Linked DNA regions of Homo sapiens: region 1 is linked to region 2. A link is a contact called in ENCODE Hi-C or POLR2A ChIA-PET data. All regions are on one chromosome and are shown on one strand. Each heading gives the region's core, a stretch centred on a gene start or an enhancer-like site at or near the end of the contact. The rest is flanking DNA. Distances are from core to core; before and after follow the strand shown.

Region 1 (2,700 bases), core at 189-2,688, 270 kb before region 2:
TTTTTTTTTTTGAGACGAGATCTTGCTTTGTCACCCACGCTAGAGTGCAGTTGCACGAACATGGCTCGCTACAGCCTCAACCTTGCGGGCACTAGCTGTCCTCCTGCCTCAGCCTCCCGAGTAGCTGGGACTACAGATGTGTGCCACCACCCCTAGCTAATTTTTGCATTTTTTTTTTTAGAGATAGGGTTTCACCATGTTGCCCTGGCTGGTCTTGAACTCCTGAGCTCAAGCAATCTGCTCGCCTCAACCTCCCAAAGTTCTGGGATTACAGGCATGAGCCACCGTACCCAGCCTTTGCTGTTTTTTGAGCTGTTTTCTTTTCTTCTTTTTGGCTGGGCACGTTCAGACTATAAGGTGGGCCAGGCTATGTGGCTGGTTTGAGTTTCTCTCTGCAGCTGTCAGCAGCAGAGTCCAGGCAGCCACACTGACCCATGCTGCCTTTCTTGGAGGCACAGCTGGTTGATTTAACTGGAGTCACAGTGTGAAGGGTCCCAGAGCAGAGGGGTCAGCTGACAAGAGGAGAGCCAACGTTCAACATTTATCGTTGCCATGTCATGATACTGCCTCACTCAGCACTTATTCTGATTTGCAACATCTGGGTCTTTTTTTCTTCTCTTCCTGCCTTCTCTGTGCTCTCTTTGGGTTTCAGAACTTGAACCTGTGGCAGCAGTGGTAGGCTGTGGTTCAGAGCGTCTGGGCATATGTGAGATGTGAGCAGAGCCACTGTGTTCTTGGCACCCAGCTGCTAGTTCCGCTCTCAAAGCCCCATTTGTAAGAAATATATTGACCAGCCGCTCAGTGTCTCTGACCAAGTTCTTAGAAAAGTCTCAGAGCTAGCAATATGTTTTACTCCTAGTGGGTGGGTGGAGATGGGATGGGGAAAGGAATTTTTTGTTGTTGTTGTTTATTTGTTTTAAGATAAAGCTCTGGTGTTTGGACTCATTTAAAGAGAGCTATGCAGTGTCTTGTTTGAATGTTTGTTTTTATGGGTTAATGGCTTTGCATCAGTAGTCACAGCTTCGGTGTCCAAATATTTTAGTTCTGGTTCAGAACCTACTTTTCTCTTGTTTTGATGCAAGCTATTTTCCTAGGGTACTCTATTTCTTTTCAATAGAAAGGTGATATTCACCCTTGCACTAAATGAGTGTTGATATCTGATAGGGAAACAGGCAGCTCTTGTGCTGGCAGAACCGATGTGCCTTTCTCCTTAAAATCTCCAGGACGCTTTCTCTCGTGAGTTTTACTCCTTGCCTTTTCCCATTGGAAGGCCATCTCTTTTCACAAGCAATGAAATCAGGACATGGGAAGAAGTGACTGTAGGAGAAAGAAGACAGCTGTCAGTAAACGTAATTAACCCCGATCTCCTCTGGAGGGCTGCCTCTTGAGCGAGCTGTGCTTTAAACCAGCCCGAATGGATGTTCAGAACAGAAAGAGAAAGTGAGTTACCAAGGACTTCTGGGGAGTGCCGTGAGCAGGGGTTCCTTTCTTACCTGGAGGGAGCCCCACACATTCAAATCATTTGCTGAGATCTAGCTAGGTGCTGTGCTGGGGACACACCGATGACAGCCTGTGGAAATGCTGGGCCTGGTGGACCCAGGAAGCGTTGACTCCCAGAGCAGGAGGGGCAGCCCGTCTTTGCAGCATGGACCTTGCTGTGGTAACCCACACCATCAGCCCTTCTGCCCCGTGACACCACCACTTCATTGTCAGGAAGCACAGTTAAGGGGAAATGAGTTTTGTATTTTAGCAAAGTTTAATTGAAACTCAAAATTCCCCCCAGTTGGATGCAAACTGTCTTATGTGAGTAGAAATACATGTGCAACCCAAAATTGGGAAATAAGTTTGGGGCTTTTGGGGTTGGGCCTGCCTGCTGTTTCCCTGTTTTTTTTCTGTGTTCCTGCACATTGATTAGAATTCTTGTCCCTGTTAGTCCAGGGTGAAAGGGGAAGGCTGGCAAGTTTGGACACATAAATCTTACACCAGACGAGTTTCCTGGAAAAAGATCAGATCAGGCCTAAAGCAGGGCAGTCCTTCTGGCAAAGTGACTCTGTGTGGTCAGGTGGCAGTGGCCATCTGGGGAGCCCGGAGCCTCTGGGTGAGGAATGTGTTGGCCACCTCTCCAGCTGGCCTGCTCGTTTCAGGGCTCCCGTGTGGTGGAAGCAGGACCGTAGAGAGGCAGCCTCCCAGGCAGGCTAGTCATTCAAACCTCTCCCTTATGCATTATCTAATAATTATGTAGTAAGGAATGGGAGAGCTGCCTGAGTGGAGCGTTGACAATGTGCAGGTTATATAAGGAAGCTTGCCCAGAGACCTGGGTTAACAGGCCTCACATTTCTCATCCCCCTGACCCCAGGGTTATAGACAATTGCCCTTCAGGCAGCTGCCTGGCCAGCCCACGCCTTGCCCAGACTTGGAGTAAGATTCTGGAATCAGACAAATGTGGGCTTGAATCCCAGCTCCACCACTTACCAAGTTGGTTTTCCGGGGGAAGCTGCTTAACTTCTCTGAGCCTCAGGCTCCTCATTTGTAAAATGGTCCAAGGATTAAATGACAAACTATATAAAAAGGGCCATGGATCATTCATCTCCCAAACCTCAGCATCACACAATAATCCCAGGTAACAAACCTGCACATGAATCTACAATAAAAGCTGGAAAACATAAATAAGGGCTGTCACAGTGCCTGTACTGTGGCTCT
Region 2 (2,700 bases), core at 99-2,598:
GGGCATTTGGGGAGGAGTAGAAGGGAATTCTGGTTTGCATCAGTGACAATATCCAACAACTGCTTGAATTCCTTCCTATTACACACATAAGTCAGACAGGAAGCCCCACAATCATTTATGATATTTTCATGATAATCCACATAATACATTGTCTTGTCATTGAAAGCTTCAGAGTGTACTTGCTTGTATGGTTTTGTGTACGCATATAGAGTCCTGAATTTAAAAAATGACAACACAAAGATACCCAGTGAAGAGCTCCACTCTTCCTAACTGAAGATACATTTCAACGGTGAAGGTCAAGATCTACCCAGACCTTCATCTGAGGTCTGCACAAACCAAATTAAACCGGCAGCACTTGTTGGCTATATTCAGTGTGTTCCCATGTGCTATAGAGCATGTTTGAATGTGTGTACGTGCTCGTTTTCTGTTAGAATAGGAGTCAAACTGTACTTTTAGAATAACATGCTCGTGGAACATTTGGAGAGCCTCTGAAACACTTTCATGGAACACAATTTGGAGACTACCCCTTCAGCAAATATTGGTGGTTCTCATTTTTGTACTGGAGGATAATGGAGGGGCCACGGATGCTGAGAGTTGGAGGCAGAGGAGGAAGGAGGAGAGATGGGGAGGGGAGAAGTTGAGGTGATGCTGTGGAGAGTGCAGTCAGTAGTGGAAATAGTACTCTTCGCAACCCAGGGAGGCCATGTGAGCTTCTGCTGAGGCTTGGGAAGTCTCCTAGCAGTTGTTGATGAGCAAACTCAGCTCCTGGGGCTGCTTTAATGACCTCTGGCCCGCGCCTTTGAAGAAAAGGTGCAGAAGAGCGTGGAGCAAGGTAAACATGTGTGCAGAGAAGTGGGGGTGGGGAGCATACACGTCACTCTGATCGGCATGCAGAGAGCCTCTGTGGCCATTCAACAGGTCAAGGTGTGAGGCAGTGGGGAGGAAAAAGGATACCCGAGGGGCCAGGAGAATCAGCTTGCCAAACCAGGGCTGGCACAGGAGGAGGAGGGCCTGGAGCATGGGCCGTGTTTGTGAGAGACCGGCGTGGGGTTGGATGTCAGGTTCCCTGGATGGTGGTGGCTGGGATTGCACATTGGCCTTAGGCATTTGAGGCAAAGCCCACAGACCCAGGAATGAAACCCAGGAGTCCTGACTCCCAGGCCACCTGCCCTTCACTCAGTGGGTGCAAGGAAGAGAGCCAGGCCTGGTGGTTTTTGGAGGCCATGGGCTAGAGAAGCCTCAAGGGGATAGAAAAACCCCTGTGCTTTCTGAGGTTGTGCTGCTCACCCCATAGAAAAGGGACATTTTTAGGTTTTAAAAGGATGACCTCATTTTTTTCTTATTTACATAGCCCTGTTTGTTTATATAGCCCTTTAAAAATAGCAAGTGTGTGCTAAGCTTAGTGCTCTCTCTCCCACCACCAGTGGCAGAGCCACTGTGTGGGGAGAAACACCTTTTTATCTTGGAGAGGGGCAGCCTTGTTTCTGAGGACAGATGGGAGCAAAACGGGACAGGTAGGAAGTTTCGTGGTTTCTCGTGTCGCTTCTCCAAAATAGCCACACTGCTGCCTCCCACTTCCTGCCTGACTCGGCTGGGGTAGATTTTCTCCTTTAGAGGATTTGTGTTCTGTGTATTCCCAGGGAGGCTCGAAGGGATCTGTTGCCAAAAACATGCTTGACACTGAAGCCCTGGAGCTTGGCACTGAGGGCCCCAGCTCAGGTTTGGACCACTGGGTTTGCATCCGGGCTCTGTCTCATACTGGCTGCGTGACCTTGGGCAAATGACTTCACTTCTCTGTGCCTCATCAGTAGGATGGAGATAACAACTCTAGCTATATCCAGCAGTTACTCTGCAGATTAAATGAATATGTGTAAAGGGCACAGCCCAGTGTGGGCACATAGCAACTCTTAATGAATCTCTTAATAAAAAACAGCAATGTTGTTGTTGATCTCCATCCCCTACCTGGAAAACTGTACCAGCCTCCCAGCCACCTTCCCTTTCCCCTGGCTTGCCTGCTCCAGCACATCCCAGCATGATCCGAGAGTGATAGAAACGTGAAACACAAATCTGACCCTGCTATCTGCTGCTTAAAATCCACCCATAGCTTCCAGCGTCTATGGCAGGAATGAGCATTCTTTTGCTCTGAATGGCCAGATAGTATTTGAAGCTTTGCCGGGCATATAGTCTCTCTTGACTTTGTCATTGCAGCCTGGAAGCAACCACAGATAATATGTAAAAAATGGGCGTGGTTGTGTTCCAGTAAAATTTTATGTACGAAAACAGGCAGCCGGCTGGATTTGCCAACCCTTGACCTACAGGATGAATCCAGACCCTTAGCTCAGCATTCCCAGTTCAGCCTGTTCCCGTTATCTCCATCCTTCTTCCTCCCCCACCCCTGCTCTTGTGCAGAACATGTCACACTTTAATCCTTTGCGTGTGCTGCTCCCTCTTTCTGAGTTTTCCTTCCCTGCCCCCTGAGTGCCCCTTCCCCATGGCATTAGGACCTTTACTCTGGGATTCTGTGGTACCCTGTCTTTATTTCTACCCTGGTCATATATGCAAGTTCCATCTGTCTCTCCATGAGAGGGGCTCCCCTCTAGGCAGGGATTCGGCCTTCCTCTTCTGTACACCCAGCAGGGTGCTGCTGTATAGGTTTCTGCAGGTGCTCAGTAAGCATTTGTTATTGAACCCAAGGATCTG

What was found. A loop is a pair of places that touch in the nucleus more often than their neighbours do. ChIA-PET counts read pairs that join two places held with the same protein, here RNA polymerase II (POLR2A). Pooled maps may share reads with other maps.
Region 1: a pooled map shows a loop between it and region 2 (4-fold over the local background). The contact joins two enhancer-like sites. A Hi-C loop is called at or near these places in 5 of 50 pooled maps. POLR2A ChIA-PET finds 5 or more read pairs at or near these places in 2 of 52 experiments (PC-9 and activated CD4-positive, alpha-beta T cell).

Annotation. Positions count from the first base shown.
Region 1 is chr1:41,890,434-41,893,133 of GRCh38, reverse strand. The region is part of intron 1 of HIVEP3 (HIVEP zinc finger 3); the gene reads left to right. Among named protein-coding and RNA genes, the nearest start is that of HIVEP3, 27 kb to the left of the region's middle. RefSeq lists an enhancer at 1,378-1,677. Within about 2 kb of position 1,438, at least 28 of the 41 ENCODE cell types and tissues checked have a DNase peak (open chromatin) inside an H3K27ac peak, as active enhancers do.
Region 2 is chr1:41,622,084-41,624,783 of GRCh38, reverse strand. All of the region lies in intron 3 of HIVEP3 (HIVEP zinc finger 3), which reads left to right. The region is part of intron 1 of LOC128125817; the gene reads left to right. Among named protein-coding and RNA genes, the nearest start is that of EDN2, 140 kb to the right of the region's middle. RefSeq lists enhancers at 1,239-1,408, 1,569-1,658. Within about 2 kb of position 1,348, at least 3 of the 41 ENCODE cell types and tissues checked have a DNase peak (open chromatin) inside an H3K27ac peak, as active enhancers do.